Regions from separate parts of the Homo sapiens genome. Here region 2 is linked to region 1. A link is an interaction called in ENCODE POLR2A ChIA-PET data of the cell type or tissue named here. Cell type or tissue: OCI-LY7. All regions are shown on one strand. Links, peaks and the distances in the headings refer to the core of each region. The heading gives the core; the rest is flanking DNA.

Region 1 (6,797 bases), core at 626-5,625:
TCCTCCAGCACGTGCAGCTGGGTCCGAAGCTCTTCTGCCTCTCGAAGACAGGAGTCCTGCTGCTTGCCCAGGTCTCGGGCCTGCTCTTGCAGCCTCCTCACTTCCTGGGCGTGGGCCACATCAGCCTCCTCCAGCTGGGCCCATAGGTCCCTCAGCTTGGACATCAGAGCGTTCACGGTGCTCCGGTCCTGCTCCTGCCAGCTCTGGGCATCTAGTTTCTGTGGCTGCATCTCCAGGGAGATGGTGGCCAGGCTGTGCCGCGTACCCATCAACTTCTCTGACAACTTCTCTGACAGAGTCTTTTCAGACCCCTTCAGAGACAAGGCTTGCTGCTTCTTGCTCTCGGCCAGGAGGAGGCCCTCGTCGCGCTCTTGCTGCAAGGCAGCAATCTCCTCGCTCAGCTCTTCCTTCTCGATCTCCAGTCGGGCCAGCAGCTCCTCCTGCTCGCACTGCAGCTGACTCTGCAGCTGGGCCCGCTTGGCTTCCAGCTCCCGCCATGCTGCCTCCTTTTCGCGCTGGACTCACTGCCAGTCCTCCTCATGGGCTGCCCGCTGCTCCCTCAGAGAGGCCTGGGCCTCCTGCTCAGCCTGCACCAGCTTCTGGGCCATCAGCTCCTTGTCTAGGCTGGCTTTCTCCTTTGTAGCTATTATTTGCTGCTGCAGGCCCGCCAGCTCCCCAGTCAGGGTCTCCTTGGCCAACAGCAGGGCCTGCCCATCGGCTTCCAGCTGATCCCAGCGGGCCTCGAGCTGAACCAGGTGCCCTTGCACCTCAAACAGGCTGCCCTCCAGGGCTTCCTTCTCCAAGCGCAGGCATGTGGCCTCCTCTGACAGGGTCCTGCCTTCAGGCTCCGCGGCCGCCAGCTGCATGACCAGGCCAGTGCACCCCTTGGCTAGCGCCTCTGCCTGCCACTGTGCCTCCAGCCGAGCCTGCTCCAGCTCCTGCTCCCGCCCGCTCAGCTGCTGGGAGAGCTGGGCTAGCTGCTCCTGCAGCTGGCTGCGCTCATGGCGCAGCGTGGGGAGCTGCTGCTCCAGCGCCTCCTGGACCTCCTCTGCCACTCGCAGGGAGCCCTCCAGGCCCTGCCGCGCCGCCTCCTGCTCCAACCGCAGCTCCTCCAGCCGCTCCTGCTCTTCCCGCGCCACGGTGGCTTCCTGCTCCGCCTGCCGCAGCCGGCCCTGCAGGGCTGCCTTTTCTTCCTCCAGCTGGGCGACAAGGCGGTTCAGATCCAACTTGTCCTGAGCCAGGCTCTCGTTGACGGCGCTCAGCTTGGACAGGGAGTCCTGCAGGGAGGCCTCCTCTGCCCTCAGCTTGGTCACGGAGAGCTCGAGTTTCACCTGGCCAGCCTCAGCCTTGGTCAGCGCCTCGGCCACCTCGGCCTTCTCGGCCTGCAGCATGTCCCGCTGCAGTGTGGTGCAGCTCAGCGCCTCCCTCACCTCCACCAGCTCCTTGGCCAGGCCTGAGCGCTTCCCTTCCAGCTGCTCTAGCTGTTTATGGCTGCGCTCAAGCTCCTGGCGCACCCGTGTACCATCCTGCACCGCCTCCTCCTGCTCTTCCTCCAATCGGTCCCGCTGGCGCCGCAGCCCCTCCTGGGCAGCCTGCAGCTTCTCACGCTCCTTCAGAAGGTCCTTGGCCTGTTGCTGGGCCACCTGCAGACTGTGGGCCAGTTTGCTCTTCTCCCTGCTCAGGAGCTCATTGGCGTTCCGCAGCCTCTGTACCTCGCGCTGGGCGTCCTCTTGGGCCTGCACGGCGCCATCGGTCTTGTCCCACTGGTGCTGGAGCTGTTCCTCTAGGGCCCGCCGCTCAACCTCACTGTCGCTAAGCTGCTTCCACAGGGTGCCCAGCAGGTCCTGGTTTGCCTCATAGTGCCCACGCATGTCCTGGACCTGCAGCTGTCGCTTGTGCAGGGCAGAGTGAATCAGGGCGAGCCTGGAGGAGTCTGAGCTAGCCAGGGACCGGCTTCGGTGGGGCGAACGGCTGCTGCCCAGTGAGGAGCACTGCGGTGGGTGGGGATGGGATCCGCTGGCCTGAGAGCCCCGCAGGCTGCCTTCGCACGCGTCCGCAGTGTGCTCGGAGCCGCTCAGCTGGACGCCGTCTCAGTGTCCAACAGGACGGCCTGTGCGAGGTCCCTCGGGGTCTGCTGCAGCCCCTCTCCATCCTCTGTCTCCAGGGCCACCTGCTCCTGTAGCCGCAGGGATTCCAGGGCCTCAGGCTTGCCGAGGGGCTTCTTGACCTAATCCTACTACAGATTCTGCTTCTGAAGACGCTCCACTGCCAGGGCCAGCTCTGTCACTCTGGCACTGAGGTCGGCCTTGTCCAGGTCGCTTTGCATCTGCTGCTGGGCCATGTCCTTCTCATGGAGCACCTTGTCCTGCAGCTGCTCCTCCAGTTGGGCCTGCAGCAGGGCCTGCTTCTCCAGGGCCGCTTCGGCCCCGCTCTCTGCCAGCCGCAGGCCCGTGCTCAGTACCAGGCCCGCCTCCTGGACAGCGTATGATGTCCAGGCCAGCTCCCCTCCCAGCTGCAGCAGGTCCCTCTCGGTGGACATCTTCACCTCGCTGACCAGTCACCCGACCCCCACCTGCCTACAGAGGAGTAACAGGCGACTGTGCTCGTTGCTGAAGTAGGCGTTGAAGGACTCCTCCTCGAGCCTCCATGCCGCCTCCCGCTGCTCCAGCTCCTTGCGGCTGAGTGTCCAGTGGCTGGTCACCTTTCATATGTCCTCACTCAGAGTCTGGCTGGCCGATCCTGCGTGGTCCAGCTGCTCTCGGAGCATGGCATTCACCTGGACCAGGCTGGCACTCCTCTGCTGCTCCTCCTCCAGCCGAATGAGGGCGCTCTCCAGGTCTTGGCTGTGCTCTGTGTCCCTCAGCCGCTGCTGCGCAAGCTCTCTGGATCTCTCCAGCAGCTGCTGCTCCAGCTCCCAGCACCTCTTCTTGTACTGGAGAATCTTGGCCTGCAGCTGCTGCACAAGCTGGGCCTGCCACTGTTGGCCCTCCTGGTAGGCTCCTCCTGCAGCTGCCTCCACAACTCCACGCTCTGCTGTACCAGCCCCCGGGCTCCTGCATCTCCAGCTCCTCAGACTCCAGACGCACACCCTGCTCCAGCCCATTGTGCTTAATGGTGAGCTCATCACGCTTGGCGTGGCTCTGGGCCAGTAAGTCCTCCGCGCGCGACAGCTCCTGCTGCAGCAGCTGGTTCTTTTTCTGCAGCGACAGCAGCAGTGCCATCTCTGTGGCCCGCAGAGGGACTGGGCTTTCAGGCCGGGAGAGGTTGCGGGTGACAATCTCCCTGATGCGGGCAGGTAGGATGATGGTCTGAGGGTCCTGGGCCAGGTCCCGCGTGCCCAAGCCCTTCTCATGGCCCAGGACGCTTCTCTCCAGTGTCCGGATAACCGTCTCCAGTGTCAGCTGGCCCTCCTGTGGCCCCTACAGCCCCAAGCTCATGGCGGGGTGGCTGTGGGCATCCCTCCAGCCCCCTTCTGCAGGACCCCAAGACTAGCTCAGTCAGCACGCCCCACAGCCAGGCTGCTGTGCTGAGCACCAGGCAGATTAAGCTTAAATCCCGCGGCGCCCCCATGTGACCACAGCCGTGGGAGGAGCGAGATGGGGGTTGAGAGGGGAGAGGATGGGAAAGGACAGGAGAGGAGGGAAGCAGAGGCAGGGGGGATCCGAGGGAAGAAGAAGGAAGAGGAAGGATGAAGGAGAAGGGAGAGAAAGGGAGGGAAAAAGAGAGAAGAGGGAATAGGGGAGGAAAGGAGGGGGGAATCTTTATATCTTCATACAGCTTTGAATTCCTATCTAGTACCCTTTCATTTCACTTTGCAGTACTCTCTTGAGCAGTTCTTGCAGGACAGGTGTAGTGGTAACATTAGCTTTTGTTTATCTGGGAATATCTTAATTTCTCCCTCATATTTGAGGAACAATTTTGCCAGATATAGCATTCTTAGTCAACATATTTTTAGCACTTTGAATATATCAGCTCACAGCCTTCTGGCATCTAAATTTTCTGAAGAGAAAATTGCTAACAGTTTCATTGAGGATCACTTGTATGTGATGAGTCATTTTTCTCTTGCTGCTTTCAAGATTTTTCTCTCTGTGTTTGCCTATTGTAAGTTTCATTATAAGGTGCTGTGGTTTTGGGGTATCTCTTAGTTCATCTTACTTGGCATTCATTGAGATTCTTGGAGGTTTATATTCATGTCTTTCATAAAATTTGTTAAGTTTTCAGTCATTATTTCTTCAAAGGTTTCCTTTGCCCCTTTCTCTCTCTCCTTTCCTTTTGGGACTTCTCCAATGCATATGTTGATGGGCTTGGTGTTGTCCAAAAGTCTCTTAGGCTCTGTTCATCTTTTCTTCAATCTTTTATCTACCTGTTCCTCAGACTTGATAATTTCCATTGTCCTATCTTCAAGGTTGCTGATTCTTTCTTTTGTCATGCTCAATTCTGCCTTTAAACCCCTCTTCTGATTTTTTTTATTTCAGTTTTTGTACTTTTTGGCTCTACAGTTTATTTTTGATTTCTTTCTTTGGCTTTCTATCTCTTTCTTGATATTTCCATTTTGTTCATGCATCACTTTCTTGATTTTCTCCACATCTTCCTTTAGTTCTTGAGCATTTTTAAGAAAGTTGTTTTACAGTCTTTGTCTAATAGATCTGCTGTCATATCTACTAGATCAGGGACTGTTACTGTCGATTTATTTTTTCCTTTGAATGTGCCATACTTTCCTGTTTCTTTGTATGCCTTGTGATTTTTTGTTGAAAATTAGACATTTGAATATAATAATGTGAGAACTTTGGAAATCAGATTCTTCCCCTTCCTTGGTGTTTGCTGTTTTTTGTTATTGTTTCTATTTATTGTGGTTCTTTTTATTGCTGTAGGTTTTTTCTTTGCCAAAGATTAGCCTGGGGTGTAAACTTAAGATCTTCTCAGGTTTTTTCTGAGCCTGCAGCTTCCCCTGTGCATGTGCAGTCACTTTCTAATTTCCTCCATATGTGCAGTTGTTTTTGAATGTCCTAGTCTTTAATCTCTGGCTTCCAAAAGGAGAAAAGGGAAAAATGAAGGAGGGAAAAGGAAAAGTGGTGCTAACCCTTTAAATCTTGGGAAGTTGCTTCAGCCAGAGGGGGAGGGACTTGCAACAATGGAGAGAGGTGCAACAATAATGGTCACCCACCTCTTTGTCTGCAAGTCTGTGATCAGGAGCAGCAATCAGCTATCTGAGTACAGATCTGCAATTTTGGGAGGGCAAGTTCCTTTTTGCCCACCCTTGCTCGTGTAAGCTGTGTGGAAACTGTTCCACAGTGCTAGGGACACAGTGCTGTGTCCCTAGCACTGTGCTTGCCACAGGGCTGGGGCTGCTGGATAGATAGTTGCTAGTGGACTAAGAACACACTTTACCTCCAAACTTTCCCATGGAAATTGCAAGTCTTCAATATACTCAAGAGTTCAAAAACAGCTATATCAGGGTCTGTCAGTGCAATTTTTGTCTCAGTGGGGAGACTGATTCCTACTCCACCACCTTCCCAGAATCTTCCTAACCTTAAATTTTAAACATGCACACTAAAAATTATATTTTTTCGAATTATTCAGCAGCTCAATTCTCTTCCTGACAAAACAAAAGCCTTACCCATGTTATCTTCCCTCAGCACTCTATCTCCACAATTCTCATGTTATTGTTTTGAATTTTAGTATAAGCTTGTTATGAGTGCACATAAAACTTTTCTCCTTCCCTTCTCCATACATTTCCTTCTACCCATCCTTCTTTTCATAAGTGTGAGTACAGACTGAGAGTACAGACTCAGGAGAAAAACTATCTGGTCACAAATCTTTGCTCCACCAGGTGTGTGACCTTGGGCAAGTTTCTTTACCGCTCTGAGCCCAAGTTTCCTCATGTTTATAAACAGCGATAATGTAAGTTTCTGTTTTAGGGTCATGGTATTACATTATTTAGTATATGTAATGTGCTTAGAGCAGTACCTGACACAAAGTAAGTTCTCAATAAATATGTTATTTTTTTCTCCTTCCTTGTGTGCTTAACCATCAATGTATGTTGAGATTTTTAAACCCCTTTTAATTACTATTTACTTGCTGTTATTTCTTGACTTCCATTCCTTCCTTGTGGATTTCTCGTTCTTATTGCTAACATAGATTTTTTCAGTAATTGTTTCAGAGACAGTTGATGGATAGTGAAATGTCCAAGTTCTTCTATGTGTCTGAAGGTGCTCTTTCACATTTTTTCATAAGTTCTAGGCTTACAGATATCTTGTCATGCTTTGAAGACATTAATTGTGACACATATGGAAAATAGAGACTAAGTATCCATCCTAGTCCCCTAACGTACCTTCCTGGACTTCACAGTCAGAAAAGTCCAAATCTATATTTCTCAGATTACCCTGTAGTAGGAGGTTCTGAATATGAATGATATCCCACCAGTTAGGTACTCTTGGGTGAGATTGAAATGATGCATGGGAAGCAGCAGCCACCTTCCTGCTTCTTTGGGTCTTTCTGCTTGTGAATACAGTCATGCAGACTTTATGTTTTCCTGCTTCGGTGTTCCTTTGTGTAGTAACTAGCTTCATGGTGTCAAAAGGTGGTTGTGATATGACAGCAGATTTCTGATCTCTGAATCACAGCTACAGGGATGTGTTCTTGAAGTTAACAGCTTCAGTGTTGGGCTCCCAATTTCCTTCCATCTGAATTGAGTACAAGTGTTACCTACCTTAATGAGCCAGTTCTGTTGTGGTACCCTAGGAGTGTTTTTTAGAGCCCCAACCTACATTTCTTTCAGCCTCAAAATAATTTTGTAA
Region 2 (6,797 bases), core at 581-5,580, 57 kb before region 1:
TTAATTTCTATAAAAATGCATGTTAAGATTTTGTCTAGAGTTGCCCTGAATATGCAGATCAATTTGGGGAAGATTGACATCTTAACAGTATTTATTCTTCCAAGTGATAAACACTCTTCCCCTCTTTAATTAAGTCTTTTAAAATTTATCTCAGCAATGTTTTGTAGTTTTTGGTGTACAGCTCTTGCGTTTTTTTGTCAAATTTATCCCTAAGTGTTTCATACTTTTGATGCTACTATAAATAATATTTTAAATTTTAATTCCTGATTGTTCATTCCTAGTATAGAAAAACATTGTATAATGATCTTATATCCTGCAACTAAGCTAAACTCACTTCTTAGTTTTAGTAACTTCTTTGTAGATTACACTGGATTTTCTCCATCATTTCTTCTGAAAATAAAGATAGTTTAATTTCTTCCTTTCTGATCTGGATGCTTTTTCTTTTCCTGCCTTAGTGCACTGGTTTGAATGTCCAGTACATTGTTGGATAGAAGTGGTGAGAGCACACGTCCTTGCTTTGTTCTTGATCTTAAGAGGAAAAACTCTAATTTTTCCTAATTAAATATGATGGTATATGTAGGTTTTTTTGTAAGTGCCCTTTATGTCCGGAAAGTTCCTTTTTATTCCTAGTTTGCTGAGAGGTTTGTTTTTAATTGGGAATAGATGTAGTATTTCCTTAAGTCTATTGAGAAAATGATATGTTTTTAGTTTTTTAATCCATTAATATGGTGAACTGAATTAATTTCCGAATGTTAAACCAACTTTGCCTCCCTGGCATAAATGACACTTGATATCAATGTATTCACTTTTTAAATATATCTTGTTGGATTTGATTTTCTGAGATTTTGTTAAGAATTTTTGCATCGAAGTTTATAAGGGATATTAGTTTGTAACCACAGACCTTTTCTTTTCTTGTAATTTCTTTTCATAGTTTTGGTGTCAGATAAATGTAGGCCTCAAAGAATGAGTTGAGAGGTATTCTATTGTCTCCAACTTTTTGGAAGAGTTTATATAGTTTTACTATTATTTACATTTAAGTGAGTAGTAGAATTCACCAGTGAAGTCATTTGGCTTGGTAGTTCTTAAAGTTTAGTTGCAATGTGGAATGTGAAGTCATATCAATGAATGTTTTACGTTTATCTTTCAACTCAAACAACTAGACAAGTGCTTTCCACTGAAACAACCACTATACTTTATTGCAAAGTGGAACTACGTTATGCATACTTCTCATTTCGTTACTATGCAATATAAAAGGATTTAATAAAAATAATAATTTTTGCTCTTTCTCCAAAGGCATTCTTAAATGAAACTGCTTTTTTTCCCTCTGAGTATGTGGTATCGAAGACTACAATAAAATGTGTTATTGAAGACTACAAAAACCACTACAAGTTAGTGGTTTAGTTCCACTGCCTTGATTCATTCTAAGGGGCTGGCAGTTTTACTCACCATTGCTTTTGCACTATCTGTGCAAACTTCAACATAGTGAAAAAAGTGAATAATATTTTGATATTATATTAGTTTTGACTTTGTGGACCCCCTGAGACTGTCTCAAGGGATTGTATGGGTCCATAGACCACACTTTGAGAAGCACTGCATTATAATTTGAGGATAAGTATTCAAATGTTTAGCTTGGATTTAATATCTCAATTACATTCCATGGTGCCTGCACTGATGGTTCCCCAGTGAATATATAAAAAATCAAAATAATGAGAAATTCAATAAGAAGAGTTTCTGTCTATTCAAAATAAGATCTTAAAGCAAGTAAATCACAAGTGAAGAAATATAGGCCTTTAAAATTATATTAAGCCAGTTGAATCTGTTTCTCCCAATTGACTTACACCATACTGCAATTATTTATCTTTGGTTAACAAAAATAAACTCTCAAGTTTCAAGAAACTAACCTCAATTACTTGTCACCTTACCTCTTCCACCTCCAGTTTCCTTATCTGTAAAACTGTGTGGGAGGTGGTGGTGATCATAATAGAATCTACCTCATAATGCCATAGGAACCAAATGAGATCCTGAATGTAAAGCACGTGAATGCTGAATTAATATTAGCTATTATGCTAACGTTCTCATTCCTTTTATGATTGCATCATATTCTGTAGTATGAATGGATCAAAATTTTCCCTGGTCGTTCCATATAGTGTGATAGCTCTGGGAACTTTGAAAGATAGGAGTCACGGGGTTGGAGTAATATAATTTTGGAGGTGTTGAATTTTGCACCAGTTTCATTTCATGTAATCACTCAGTAATTTAAAGTAGGTTAAAAGGTAGATTAATAGAGATTCCTATAGGATTTCCATTGTACGGGTGGACAAAATTCATTTGTAATTTATTCCTGGAGTACTTAAAATTGCTTAATTCTTTCAAGGAAGTACTTCTCACCATCACCCCTCACCACTATACTAATATACACACATAGACACAGATACACACACACATATATCTTGTTTATTAATTATTTGCCTAGAAATTTCATGATGACAAATTTAGGCCAGGTCTGACTAAATTATCACAAAATCTAAAATTTAATTGTTCAAAATCAGAAAAAAACAATTTTGGAGGTGTTGAAGGAGCTATGCACTTTCTAATAGATGCTGGTCCAGGCTTCAACCAAGGCAGGGTTTCTCAACCTTGGCTCTTTTGACATTTTGGACTGTATAATTCTTTGTTGTGTGTGTATCTGGGGTAAGGGGTGCTGTGCACTGTAGGATGTTTAATGGCATCCCTGGCCTCTATCCACTTGATGCTAGTGGCACCCTTCACCCCGTGTCATGACAACCAAAACATCTTTAGACATTGTCAAATATCACCCAGTGTGCAAAGTGCCTCCAGTTGAGAATCACTGAACCAGGTACTGAAGGAAGACCCTTCTGGCTGGACAGAACAGTACAGAAACAGAATCGTATAAGGAAGATGTTTTTTAGATAATTTTACTTAAATATCTCTGTTGGAAAAGACAGCAGCAATAATAACAGCTATAAGTTACTAAGTGCTATTAGGCACTTTGCAAACATCAATCCTTACAGCAACACTATAGATATGAATATTCCCATTTTACAGATGAGTAAAACAATACCCAGAAAAGTTAAGTTACATGCCCAAGAGAGGGACAGAGCTAGGATTAGTATCTGATCTAATTGACTTCTAAGCTCATGCTCTGAACCATCACAGTATTAATTTTGTTAGAAATGCAGCTTCCTCTGTGGGATGTTAATATTTAGCGTGCCTTGTATAATCCTGTCTGGTGACCCTATTTGGATAACTGAGTTGAGCATAATTTTAGATGAGAAATTGAATAGGGGGTGACTTCCTGACCCAGTACGTGGGATAGCCTTGGGATAAACTTAATTGAAGTATTACTTTGATGGGTTACAGAGACTTCTGAGGTAAGATCAAAGAGACATTTGTATAAGGCCTTGAGGGACCAAATTAGCCATCTCATTGGTTCTAGCAGCCATGACAATAATTAGTCAAGCAGCCTTTCGAAGGTGCTGGTAGGACTTTCCTTATACCTCTAATTGTCTCCCTCAAGGGGAAGTGAAATCACCTTTGACTGACCCCAGATCTGGCTGCTAAGCACTTTGGTTTAGTTGAAGAGAAAATGTTTGGGGAAATGTTAACCATGCACTCTAACCTCTAGGGCAGGGTTCTGCCAACTGCCTGTCACAACCCATTAAGGGTCATGAAATCAATTTAGTGGATCATGAGCAACATTTTTTAACCCAATTTACATGACTCCTTTTATTTCACACACTCATGGACTAGACCATTCTAAAGTAATATGGATTACTAAAGATAGCATTATTTTTATGACATTATTAATTATTATTTCTTGTGTTCTTCGTGTATTTACATGTGTTATAGTTTTTTCCATTTCCTTTTTTTTTTTTTTTTTTTTGAGACAGGGTCTTGCTCTGTTGTCTAGTCTAGAGTTCAGTGGCATGATCACAGCTCACTGCAGCCTCAACCTCCCAGGTTCAAGCAATCCTCCCACCTCAGCCTTCCAAGTAGCTGGGACCATAGGTGTGCTCCTGGTTAATTTTTGTATTTTTTGTAGAGACGGGATTTCACCATGTTGCCCAGGCTGGTCTGTAACTGCCGGGCTCAAGAGATCCACCTGCCTTGGCCTCCCAATGTGCTGGGATTACAGGCGTGAGCCATCACGCTTGGCTTTTTTCTTTTACTGATACATAATGTGTTACATATTTATAGGGTACATGTGACTGTTTGCCACAGGCATAGAACGTGTAATGATCAAGCCAGGGTATTTGGGGTATCCATCACCTTAAGTATTTATCATTTCTATGTGTTTGTATCCATGAGTAACACTTAAAAACAGAGAAGACCAGAGTAGAAAGTATTATGGATCTCATACCTTATAGGCAGGACCAGCTAAATAATTTTTGGGGCTCACCACAAAATAGAAATATGGGGCTCCTTGATTAAAAGGCAGAAAATACTGTTGCTAGAGGGACTCAAATATAAAGCTTTTTTCTTTTTTCTGCAGTCTCTGTCTTGACTTGCCAGCCATATTGGGGATTTTTTTTTTTTTTTTGAGACAGGGTCTCACTCTGTCGCCCAAGCTGGAATGCAGTGGGACAATCACGGCTCACTGCAGCCTTGAACTCCTGAGCTTCAGCGATCCTCCCACCTCAGCCTCCCGAGTAGCTGGGACTACAGGTGCACACCATGCCCAGCTAATTTTTTAATTTTTGTGCAGACATGTTTCACCATGTTTCCCAGGCAGGTCTTGAACTCCAGAACTCAAGGAATCTGCCCACCTCGGTCTCCCCAAGTGCTGGGATTACAAGCGAGACCCACTGCGCCTGACTGCCACAGTGTATTTTTATTTGCTATTTATTCCAACCCTAAGTAAAAAAAAAAAAAAATTAAATTATTAACATAAAATTTACTGTTAATCTTTATTAGGCAAGGCCAGTTCAAAGACACAAATATAAAAGCACTTAACTTACATGCAGAATCACCAAAACTACACAGTTTATATTTTGTAGCTTTTACCAGAACAGTGGAAACACTGCACAAAATGAATTGAAGTGTTTTTGTTTCACTTCCGATACATGCACATACTACACATACTAAAAATAGTCTCTGCCTTTGGTTTACTGGTGAGTAAGGCATGATGAAAGAGAAAGGGTTGATGTATCTTCTCCCTTTTTTTCTATGTCATCATCTTCAGCATAACTGGTTGGCTAATACAGGAAAGTAACACCATAGGATATAATAGGGTTCTTCATATTACTTTTTTTTTTTTTTTTTTTTTTTTTTTTGAGACGGAGTCTTGCTCTGTGGCCCAGGCTGGAGTGCAGTGGTGCGATCTCGGCTCACTGCAAGCTCCACCTCCTGGGTTCACACCATTCTCCTGCCTCAGCCTCCCGAGTAGCTGGGACTACAGGCGCCCGCCACCACGCCTGGCTAATGTTTTGTATTTTTAGTAGAGACAGGGTTTCACTGTGTTAGCCAGAATGGTCTCGATCTCCTGACCTCGTGATCCACCCACCTTGGCCTCCCAAAGTGTTGGGATTACAGGTGTGAACCACTGCGCCTGGCCGGTTTTCATATTTCTTAGAATCCCATTGCATTGAATTCTTTCTGTCTATGAAACAAGATCTTGTTCAAAAGGTAAGCATGACCTCTTTGGTCTGTCACTACCCTACTCCACCCCGCCTTAGTTGTAGAGGGAACACATCTTCTTCTCCCTTTGAGACTTGCTGAACTCCCAAGCACTGCCAGTTCACTGCAGTTGTGTTCTCTGGGGGCATCACAAACACTGTATGTAAATGAGGGAACAAGAAACACACATTTTCCGCATCTACTCTGCTCATGTGCGTGCTCCACTGTTGCATTTGACTTCATTTACAAAACACAAGTTCAAAAATAAAATTATTAAAGATTCCTAGACAGTGGTAGTAGAACACTAAACCAACTATGCGGCTCTTCTGAGCGTGTGGCCCTGTGCTACTATAACAGGCCACAAGCCTAGGAAGCCAGCCCTGAGGATTACGTATTTTTTGTGAAAGTTTTACTTCAGGTGTGTGTGTGGGAGTGTGTGGTATGTGTGTACTGGGGTCATCGTCAAAGTTTGGGAATCCCTGCTTTAGGAGAAGGCCAGGCTTCTCCCATGTCCTCCCCTACTAGGTGTTAGAGCTTTCTCCGGGAAGAGTCAGGTGATTTTAGTTAGAACAGGACTAGGGCTAACCTCTTCAGTGCAGTGCAAGTTCTCTCCATTCTGTGATCTCCCCTGCCCCTGCAACTCATGTGGTTGGTATGACAAGACAGGCCAGGGTGGTCTCCTCTTTATAAGCAGGCTGCCTTGACCTTACCCAAAAAGGAAACCAGGGTGGGCCAAGGAGAAAAAAAAAAAAACATCTGTCTTGTACCTGCTTAGGCTTTACTTCTCATCTAAGCTCATTTAAGCTCAAGGGGAAAAAAGGGTCCTTTCACCTCACACACAGCAGGCCAGTTTACCAAGGTAAGTAACTATTAGGTTGGTGCAAAAGTGATTTTGCTATTACTTTTAATGGCAAAAACCGTGATCACTTTTGCACCAACCTAATACTTTAAGCGATTCAGCAATAAGTAGGCTCTTTCCTGAGGCGTCTTTGTGATTATATCCTACCCTTGGGAATCTGTTGGAGTATGGGCAGCAAGATGGGCTTCAAGGATCCAGAGAAACTTAGCCATACCTGCCTTTTTCACTATTAACATAATAAGCCTTGATATCAGTTTTACTTTTTACATTGTAAACGTTCTATTAGTTCCACAGAGAATTC

What was found. Peaks named below come from ENCODE experiments on the same cell type or tissue, not always from the same donor. Only the 100,000 strongest peaks of a DNase experiment are listed, where the experiment ranks them.
Region 2: POLR2A ChIA-PET joins it to region 1 with 5 read pairs; 2 of 35 experiments call an interaction of 5 or more read pairs at or near these places.

Annotation. Positions count from the first base shown.
Region 1 is chrX:135,429,384-135,436,180 of GRCh38, reverse strand. It overlaps the pseudogene CROCCP1. Among named protein-coding and RNA genes, the nearest start is that of SMIM10L2A, 11 kb to the right of the region's middle. In OCI-LY7, for the core only: no CTCF peak of the experiment used is centred there; no DNase peak of the experiment used is centred there.
Region 2 is chrX:135,486,491-135,493,287 of GRCh38, reverse strand. No RefSeq gene overlaps it. Among named protein-coding and RNA genes, the nearest start is that of INTS6L, 31 kb to the left of the region's middle. RefSeq lists an enhancer at 3,682-3,731. In OCI-LY7, for the core only: no CTCF peak of the experiment used is centred there; a DNase peak (open chromatin) is centred at 3,547.